Regions from separate parts of the Homo sapiens genome. Here region 1 is linked to region 2. Evidence: read pairs that join two places in POLR2A ChIA-PET (ENCODE). Cell type or tissue: GM12878. All regions are shown on one strand. Region 1 holds the start of LOC105370042 (a long non-coding RNA gene). Region 2 overlaps DNAH10 (dynein axonemal heavy chain 10).

Region 1 (5,000 bases), 130 kb after region 2:
AGCTGTCCTGATTATTACACTGAACCCCGTATCTTAAGAACTTGAGTTTAAGGCCAGCATGGGATGCAGGAGCCAGGCACTGGGTCTAGATAAGGTGAGCAGATACAACTGACTCACCTCTCCAGCTGGGACTGCTCCATGCACAAAGAGCTACACCCTCAGTGAAGGGATGGACCAGAAAAAAAATCTACCTTGCAAAGGAGCCTGGAGCCTGCATGTAAACTTGTTTATTTCTATTTTGGTTCTAGATGGAGGGAGAAGTCTTCCCTAAGAATTTATAACCACAGGTTAAAATTCACTCAGGTTTGAGGCTTAAATTCACATTCCTGGCACAGTCAAAAAACAAATCAACAAAAAAATCTCAATGCTGAGAAAAATATAAATGATTCCAGGTTGACAGAGCACTCCCAGGTACCTGACAAATGTCAAAACAAATTCTCTCTGGAGGAAAACATCCTCAAACTAAATATCACTGAATTCCTTCAGATCAGGAACTGTGAAATATGAGTTCATAATAATTTTAAAAATCACAAATCGCACGAGGAAACAAATTACCACTAGTTTCAGTAGGCAGCAAGAATAAACAGCAGCAGGAGATCTTTAAAATATGATTAATAAAAAAACTAACCAACTCGGTTTAGCCACCAAGTTTCTACTAGACAGGATTTGATGCCTGAATGACCAATTGTTTTAGGCTTATAGAAGTAACACTGAATCACGTAAATGTTGTTTCTTTCTAGCTCATTATACCAAAAGAAATTTCCATTGTGTTGAGTAAAAAAGTCAATACAGCTGAGTAATTCAGCTCAACAAGTACAGGAATACAGTGTTTCTTAAACAAATATTCACTATGTTTCATTCAACCCTAGGCTTTAAAATGGTCTCCATTCATCCCTTCTATGGAGCTCATCTGCCTTTTACAAGAAGGGCAGTATGAAGCCTGACACCCCAGGCCTTGTCACCTACCCCAGTTTTGCTCCCAGCCTCTGCATACAGCTGTAATCCAACAAAGAATCACTCTCTAAGGAAGGGAATTCTTCATAAGTGGGTTCAAACTAGAAATAAACATATGAAACCAAGTGTGTCTCATTAAAAGTGACACTTTATTTCTCATGTCAAATTTTCAAACAAGTTTATAGGGCATCCTAACTAACTACTTAGATCTGGGTGCAAAGACTTCTGAGGTAACTTAGATTTATAACTCAATCCTCATAAATGAAAAGATAACTTCCCCATCCTTTATTTGTAAGCCAATTGAAGACATTTACATAAAAGACAGTTATAATTTAGTTCATTGCCTTCATCCAAGATAGAGTAACTTTATCAAAGGTCACTATCATATCAAGTGAAACTAAGTTTGGAACAGATGCACTTGTCTCTTCTATACTTAGCTCCATAAGGTGCTACTACATGGACTATTCTTTATTCTTATAATTTTTTTTCTTTTTTTTTTTTTTTAGATACAGGGTACAGGGTCTCACTCTGTCGCCCAGGCTGGAGTGCAGTGGCGCAATCATAGCTCACTGCAGCCTCAAACTTCTGGGCTCAAATGATCCTCTCACCTCAGCCTCCTTGGTAGCTGGGACTACAAGTATGCACCACCACGCTCAGCTAATTTTTTATTTTTTGTATAGACAAGGTCTCATATTAATTCTCACTATGTTCAGGCTGGTCTTGAACTCCTGGGCTCAAGCCATCCTCCAGCTTTGGCCTCCCAAAGTGCTGGGATTACAGGTGTAAGCCACTGTGTCTGACCTAGTCTTAGAAATTATAGATTATTCTTTTACTTCCTTTACTTAGCAATTTGGAAAAAGTAAATTTTAGAGTTCAACATCCTTCATTCAATTTTTTTCTCATGCTCATAAAAATTTTTTTCAACCACAAACTAAACCATCTTATAAATATTTAGTATTGTAATTGCTGAAAACAACCAACACAGGAAATGGCTCTTAAAACTTTATTTAAAGTCATATAATCCAACTGAAAAATAAAACCAAGGTTTAAATTTAATCTCTTAAATCTGGGCGCGGTAGCTCACTCCTGTAATCCCAGCACTTTGGAAGGCCGAGGAAGGTGGATCAACTGGGTCTGGAGTTTGATACCAGCCTGGCCAACATGGTGAAACCCCATCTCTACTAAAAATACAAAAAATTACAGGCGTGGTGGCGGGCGCCTGTAATCCCAGCTATTCGAGAGGCTGAGGCAGGACAATCTCTTGAACCCGGAAGGCGGAGGGTGCAGTGAGCCGAGATTGTGCCACTGCACTCTAGCCTGGGCAACAAGAGCAAAATTCCGTCTCAAAAACAAAATATAAAATTAAATAAATAAATAAATTTAATCTCTTAAAAGAAGCAACATATCTATATGAACTAATAGCAAAATACACAGCCTATGGGAATGAGATTTTTATAAAAAGCTGTTTATAAAAACAGCTGTATTTCCTCACGAGCTGTTCAGTACCTCAACATTGCGTTTCACAAAGGTCTTTGTCACTCTCAGCATGTGAGTGTACTCTATCAGTTCCAGCAAGTTTTTCCTCAGTTTCTCCTTGTTCTTAGTGACTTCTCTCAGTTCAACCTCGAGCTTCTGCAACTGCTCCTAAAACAAAACAATGGTTACTTAAGAGGGTAGTAATTAGTTCCAAGTGTAATTCCAATAATCTTCATGCAGTATACCAAAAACAGTGGGTTTTTTTGTTTTGTTTTTTTCTTTTTTTTTTTTTTGAGATGGAGTCTCCCTCTGTCGCCCAGGCTGGAGTGCAGTGGCATGATCTCGGCTCACTGCAACCTCCACCTCCTGGGTTCAAGCGATTCTCTTGCCTCAGCCTCCCCGAGTAGCTGGGACTACAGGTGCGCATCACCACGCCCAGCTAATTTTTTTTTGTATTGTTAGTAGAGACGAGGTTTCACCATGTTGGCCAGGCTGGTCTTGAACTCTTGACCTCAGGTAATCCACCCGCCTCGGCCTCCCTGTCTCTACTAAGAATACAAAAAAATTAGCTGGGCATGGTGGCATGTGCCTGTAATCCCAGCTACTCAGGAGGCTGAGGCAGAAGAATCACGTGAACCCAGGAGATGGAGGTTGCAGTGAGCCAAGATCGTGTCACTGCACTCCAGCTTGGGTGACAGAGCAAGACTCCTTCTCAAAGTAAATAAATAAATAGGCTCATTTATTGTTTCATATTAATTCAGGTAATTTCTGTGAAGTTCACACCACATATTAGCTAAAACATTCCGAAGGCTGTGATGAGCGTGAGACCCCCAAGACTGGCCCTCGTCTCTAACCACAGGTGCTGTCATTTCTCGGATTTCCTTTGTCTGCTTATTCATATCACACATCAAAGACTCTTCCTCTTTAAGTCTACATTTCCTTTTTTTGCAACACAGAATATATTTAGATAATCTTTTCTAACTTATTTTCCTAGTCTCTAGCATATGAGTTACTATGCACTCACATTTACACAATTAATTGAGGATAAAAATTCATGACAATTGGCCAGGCGTGGTGGCTCACGCCTGTAATCCCAGCACTTTGGGAAGCCAAGGTGGGTGGATCACGAGGTCAGGAGTTCGAGACCAGCCTGGCCAAGATGGTAAAACCCCATCTCTACTAAAAATACAAAAATTAGCCAGGCATGGTGGCACGTGCCTATAATCCCAGCTACTTGGGAGGCTGAGGCAGGAGAATTGCTTGAACCCGGGAGGCACAGGCTGCAGTGAGCCGAGATCGCACCACTACATGCACTCTAGCCTGGGCGACAGAGCAAGACTCTGTCTCAAAAAAAAAAAAAAATTCATGAGAATCTTTAATAATTAGTTACATACTAAACATCCTTAAAAATACTTAAGTATTAAAATAACAGAAGCAAAAATCCGTAAGGCAAATCATTGAGTCAATGAAAACTTGTATTCAAACAAATCACTTAATATACTATATTCATTACTTCTGCTTTGCCTTACAAGCACTGTACACAGTCATCACTATGTTTGTAATTACATCACAAGCGACCCATCGAACAGGCCAATCCAGATGACTGCTGTTACTCATCTGGTTGGAGAGTTCTCTCTGGAGTCTCCTGCACCAAGTAATGAAAGACTTCCTCCCGAATAAACAAACAGAGGAGCCCGCAACTGAATGGCTTCAGTTACACAACGATAATTGTTTTAGAAGAGTTATCAAGAGCTCCAGCCTACTTCACAGGGTGAGGAACGAATTCACCGAGGATGCTAATAAGCAGCACAGGTGAGTGTTCTCACCGGGGACACATGTATCCCCAGCACACCAGCCAGGGAACTCAGGGTGACAGAACGCTGCTTGCTGCCCACCCGAGACAACCCATGGACTGCATACCAGCTTCCAAAATTTAGAGGGGAAGGGCCAGGGTAAATGTGGGAGGACTGTGAAGGCACAACACCGAAGCCTCAATTCCTTGCACAAGAAGAGGCAGCTAAGGCATGGGTGACCCTGGGATGAGCTTTCTGAAACAGTACAGGATCATGAACTGTTCTGATCCATCAATCAGGCTTGATGGCCTGATTCTTGTTGCCTCTGTTCACCACCACCTGGAAAGGAAGCATATGCCTTACACTGTAAAAGAAAACTGAATTACTGTTAAAATTTAACACAGATAATCTATTACTGAGGGTTAATCATAATAGCGGTCTTTAATCTCTCTGCCTAGAGAGATCACCATCTTCCATAGTTTTGAGAAGAAAGGCAGAAAAGCATTAGACAACATGAAATAAGTAAGTAAGCAGCCCCCAAGATCAATGGCTGCAACCAGCTTCGTCAGAAGCAAGTTACCTGCATTTCTAGAACCTGTTTCAGGGGTGGCGCAGGAGGGCTGGCCTCTCCTTCAGGAAGGGGAATATCAGCTCTATTAATTTCCTGTACCAAATACACTGTGAAAATAAAAGTTAAACAATTAGATACTAAAATGTACTATAATACATTTCAGTCAGAAACATTTTAAAGCCCAATGTTTCCCAAGCCATCTAAAA
Region 2 (5,000 bases):
CCTCCTATGGACACAAACAGGCTTCTATCACTGCACTCACGGCTGTTTTTTTTTTACTACCCAAATGTGTGTGTGTGTGCGTGTGCGTGTGCGTGCGTGTGCGTATGTGTACATGTGCGTGCGTACGTGTGTGCGCGTGCATGTATCCGTGTGTGTGTGCGCGTGCGTGTGTCCGTGCGTGTGCGTGTGTGTGCGTGCGTGTGTGCGTGCAACATTGAGTACAGTCACTAGAGAAACAGGTAAGCCTGTTGCCCACAGAACATTGACTAAACCTTTTATTTAAAGTCCATGTAAAAAAAACACAATTGTTCCCCTCTTTTGTTTCAAAGAGAAAATAACAACTCACCTTCATGCTTTCATGAGAATTTTGTTAGTCCCCACCCTTCCGCCACACCCATCCTGAGACTACAGATTATTACTATGGAAGCATCATAAATGTTGCTATTGGAGCGAAGACATTGCACTTGACCTTAAGGTACTAAGTGTAATTACAAGCAAACGATACAACAGGTAAGAGGCCAAAGTAAGGCCAGACCGCGGGGTGAAGAGGCAGCTAAGACTTAAACCTTTCAGGTGATACCATACTGTGCCCATCACCTCCCCAATGGCACGTAGTAAATGCCTGAAGCAGCTGAAACCAGAGAATGTTCCAGCACGTGGCCCCTACCTCCCTAAGGTCAGAGGAGCCTCTCTTCAGCTCACCAGCCATGACCAGCACCGATTTCAGGGCTCTGAGTCCAAAATCATAGTGATACTGCTTGGACAGCTGCTCCCGGGCCAGCTTATACAGAACCGTCATCTTTTTCGCCAGAGTCTTTTTGATAGAAGATAATAATACAAAAAAAAAGAAAAAAGAAAATGATTCAAAAGCAATGGAGCATCATTCTACAAATGCAAGAAAACGGGGGCAGGTGTTCCAGTGCAGCTGCTCTACAAATAAGCAAATTCCATCTCTAACTTCCAGAAATACCAGGGTGGGTCCTTCATTTTTAAATATGGCAAATTGGGAACTAATTTGAAGAAACATCTGTGTTACCAAAATCTTCACTATCTTAATTTAAAGAACAGAACCATCTGTAGGAATCACACTCCAGAAATACATTGCTTCTTTATTTTGACCTAAACCTATTATTAAGGCTGTAACTGGGCCAAGCATAGTTGTTCATGCCTGTAATCCCAGCACTTTGGGACGCCAAGGTGGGTGGATCACCTGAGGTCAAGAGTTCAAGACCAGCCTAGCCAACATGGTGAAACCCTGTCTCTACTAAAAATATAAAAATTAGCCAGGCGTGGTGGCGCATGCCTATAATCCCAGCTACTTGGGAGGCTGAGGCAGGAGAATCCGCTTGAACCTGGGAGACAGAGGTTGCAGTGAGCTGAGATCACACCACTGCACTCCAACCTGGGTGACAGAGCAAGATTCCATCTCAAAAAAAAAAAAAAGGCTGTAAATGTCTTTGAGGACAAGTCAGCCACCTCATCTATGGCAAGGGTTCAAAACCCACAGGTCTCTAAGGCAAGTGTGGCAATTTTAGTCGTGAAAACTAGGAACAAGAGATCTCATCGTGCCAACTCAAAATCCTGACACGGTAATAGGCACCAAGAGCTTTCAATAAAAGACATATTGCAGAAACGCAATGTGACAACCCTCTATGTTAAAAGTATTCTCTATTTTGTAACTTTTCCAGAGCTTCTGGAAAGATCTTACGTATGTACATTTTATAGATAGCTTAAAAGAGGATAAAAGTTATCCATAAAGTTGTTTTTGAATCTACATATTCTCAAAGGCATTGTGCTGAGTGAAAGAAGCCCGTCTCAAAGGGTTCCATACTACATGTCTCCAGGTAGAGAACATTCTCAAAGTGACAAAATTACACTGACTGAAGAATAGATCAGGGGTTGCAGGAGTTAGGGTTGAGGGGAGAATGTGTCTAGTAAGCAGTAACATGAGGCTGGGTGCAGTGGCACAACCTGTAGTCCCAGCTACTCGGGAGGCTGAGGTGGGAGGATTACTGGAGCCCAGAAGTTCGAGACCAGCCTGGGCTGTAGAGACCCTGTCTCTACAAAAAATAAGCAAGATTAGCCAGGTGTGATGGCATCTGCCTGTGGTCCCAAATACTCAGGAGGCTGAGGCAGGAAGATCACTTGAGCCCAGGAGTTTGAGGCTGCAGTGAGCTGTGATCCCACCACTGCACTCCAGCCTGGGTGACAGAGTAAGACCCTGTCTCTCTTCTTTGTGGTCGTGGTGATGGAATAGTTCTGTATCCTGATGTGGTGACGGCCACTCCCATCCACATGTGATAAAACGTCATAGAACTAACTACACGCACACGCCATAGAGAGAATGTGAAACCTGGTGAAATCCACACAACGTCTACACCTGAGTTAATGGCACTTGTGCCAACACCAACTCCCTGGTTTGGGCAATGGACTGTGGCTATGTGAGATGTTCTCATGGGGAAGGGGCACCTGGAAAGTCCGTGCTACTATTGTTGCAACCTCTTGTGCATCTTACATTATTCCAAAATTAAAAGTTATAATTTAAAAAGAGGTGGGGGAGGAAGAAGAGAGACACAGCAGAAAAAAAAAACAAAAATCAAAGAGCCACACGGAGCTGACACATCCTAGGTCCCCAGTCTGGAAGAGCCACATGGAGCTGACACATCCTAGGTCCCCAGTCTGGAAGAGCCACATGGAGCTAACACATCCTAGGTCCCCAGTCTGGAAGACCCACATGGAACTAACACATCCTAGGTCCCGTCTGGAAGAGCCACACGGAGCTAACACATCCTAGGTCCCATCTGGAAGAGCCACATGGAGCTGACACATCCTAGGTCCCGTCTGGAAGAGCCACACGGAGCTAACGCGTCCTAGGTCCCCAGTCTGGAAGCAGACCCGGGTGAAGTCTGCACTGCACGACCTGGCGCTGCCAAGGCCCCCCACCTTGGCCTCCAGGAAGCCCTCAGAGAAGAGCATGATCTCACAGATCTGCTGCAGGTCGGGCACGATCACGACCACAGGCCTGAACAGCGCCTTCACCGACTCGGGCAGCTCCGTGCGGCCTGCGTAGCCGGGGTTCATGGTGATGAAGATGCCCATGCGGGAGTCCAGGGAAATCTCCTGCCCTTCAAACTGGAGGGCAAGAAGGAAGAAAGAAAGAAGCAGTTAGGTGGCCCGGCCGGCCAGCCCCTTGGAAAGGGGGCCTGCGGCGAGCTGCGTGGCGATTCATTTTCATGGTATGAGGCTGACAACACCACTTGTCTCTTTTTCCCTCCCCGGTGTTCAATGCAGGGCCCCCCTCGCTGAAGGCCTTGGGGAGGGCAGGTCTCAGTGGAACCCCAAACTCAGACCTGAACCCAGGGCACTACCTTGGAGAAGGGGCCCAGGTTGGCGAAGCACAGAGTCTGGGGCTGATACAAGAAGCTGTGTGACCCTCAGCAGGTCACTTAACCTCTCTGAGTCTCAGTTTATTTTTCTGCACAACAGAAATGCAACCCACCTCGTGGCACGGCTGTGGCGATGAAAGGAGACAGCCCAGGTTGGGAGCGCCCAGCCCACCACCTCACACAGCGCCGGCTTCCATTCCTCTCACCTGGCTTTGCACCTTCTGCGGGTGCCTGGACTTCATGCAGTCACTCCTGCCTAAAGAATCCCACCTCAAACCCCTCAAGAAACCAGTCTTCATTCCTCTGGTTGCCCCAGGTACCAACAAACCACGGAAATCCCTATATTCTTAGCCTTTTTAGCTGAAGGTTGAGTCCGGTCGTCTCTCGGTGAAGTTTTCTATTTTATTTTTTTTGATTGTCCACCAGCCAGGCAGAGGACAGAAAATTTTTGTTGTTAGGAGGCACAGTCTGCATCACCAACGAGAGGGCAGCCCGGAAGACAGCCAGCCTCCCCCAAAACAAGGCCACTGCCTTGACTCATAGGTCGGCCCTGAGACCATCCCTAGCCTCAGTATCCCACAAGAGGCCCAGATGGCCCAGATGGCCCAGGGGGAAGAGCAGATAGCTGCTGCCTCCTGGCTCTGAGAAACACAGCTTCTGGAAATCTATATACATTGCAGGTTAATTCCCTCTCTCGGGAGCAGTCAGCTCAGCCCCAAAAATCCCTCAAAAGAACTCATCAAAGGGAAATCTATCCAGACCCTTTACTGGAATCCTGAAAATATTGAACAGTCTCCAGCTGACACAATCTCTTAACAGTGAGCCCTGCCAAGATCTGAGGAGGACGCATGTGAGATGACAGGGCCACCAGCTCAAGCTGAATTTTCATCCTGGAATGGGGCTCTAAAGGATGTATAGGAGTTTTCCAGTGAAGGGAAGAAGGGACAATTCCACTCAGATGGGGACACATGTGGTGTCACAAGGCATGGTATGACTGTGGAGCAAGTGGCTTAGTGACAAGTGTGCAGGGCATGGAGGGGGGAGGACAGAGGCAGAAGGACAGCAAGGGACCCAGAAGACCCCGGTGTAGGGAAATGGCCCACCCACGCTGGTCCTGTGTTTTCAGAGAATCCCCTTCTGGGCCACCTAGATTACATAATAAGATCATGTTTCTCCAAATTTGGATCCAGCTTAATCTGGTGTAATTTAATGCAGACTTCTCAAACTCAAGTCTGCAAACATATTCTTTGGCAGAGAGAAATTGGTGAATTCTCAACAATTGTTTTAAAATTCTGCCTTCTCACTTTGATAACCTTGCAAATCCTGCTTGTTATGATGCCGTAACTTCACAAGGTATGAAGGCAAAATTTCTTGTTCACTGTGATAATGATTGCAAGGAACATTCGCTTTCTAAGTCAGGTTTTCTCAAACTTGGGAAGTCGCCAAGAATATTGTTTCCTTTCTAGGGGACCCTGCACATCACTTATTTGAGAACTCTGCCCCACGCCCATTCATAACTATTGGTTCTGTGTCTGGAGTCAGTGTGAAGTCCTTGGACTATTACAAACCTTATCATCAATGATGATAATTTTGGAAACCCAATCATCTCAATTG

The links. ChIA-PET counts read pairs that join two places held together with the same protein. Peaks named below come from ENCODE experiments on the same cell type or tissue, not always from the same donor. Only the 100,000 strongest peaks of a DNase experiment are listed, where the experiment ranks them.
Region 1: POLR2A ChIA-PET joins it to region 2 with 5 read pairs; 3 of 35 experiments call an interaction of 5 or more read pairs at or near these places.

The regions. Positions count from the first base shown.
Region 1 is chr12:123,722,252-123,727,251 of GRCh38, reverse strand. ATP6V0A2 (ATPase H+ transporting V0 subunit a2) reads right to left here. Exons shown (of 20, transcript NM_012463.4): 3 at 4,804-4,901; 4 at 2,461-2,598; 5 at 967-1,055. It overlaps LOC105370042 (a long non-coding RNA gene), which reads left to right and starts at 4,162. Exons shown (of 3, transcript XR_945477.4): 1 at 4,162-4,242. In GM12878, no CTCF peak of the experiment used is centred here; no DNase peak of the experiment used is centred here; H3K27ac peaks cover 635 bases.
Region 2 is chr12:123,849,020-123,854,019 of GRCh38, reverse strand. It overlaps DNAH10 (dynein axonemal heavy chain 10), which reads right to left. Exons shown (of 79, transcript NM_001372106.1): 35 at 2,944-3,132; 36 at 668-814. Among named protein-coding and RNA genes, the nearest start is that of DNAH10OS, 83 kb to the left of the region's middle. In GM12878, no CTCF peak of the experiment used is centred here; no DNase peak of the experiment used is centred here.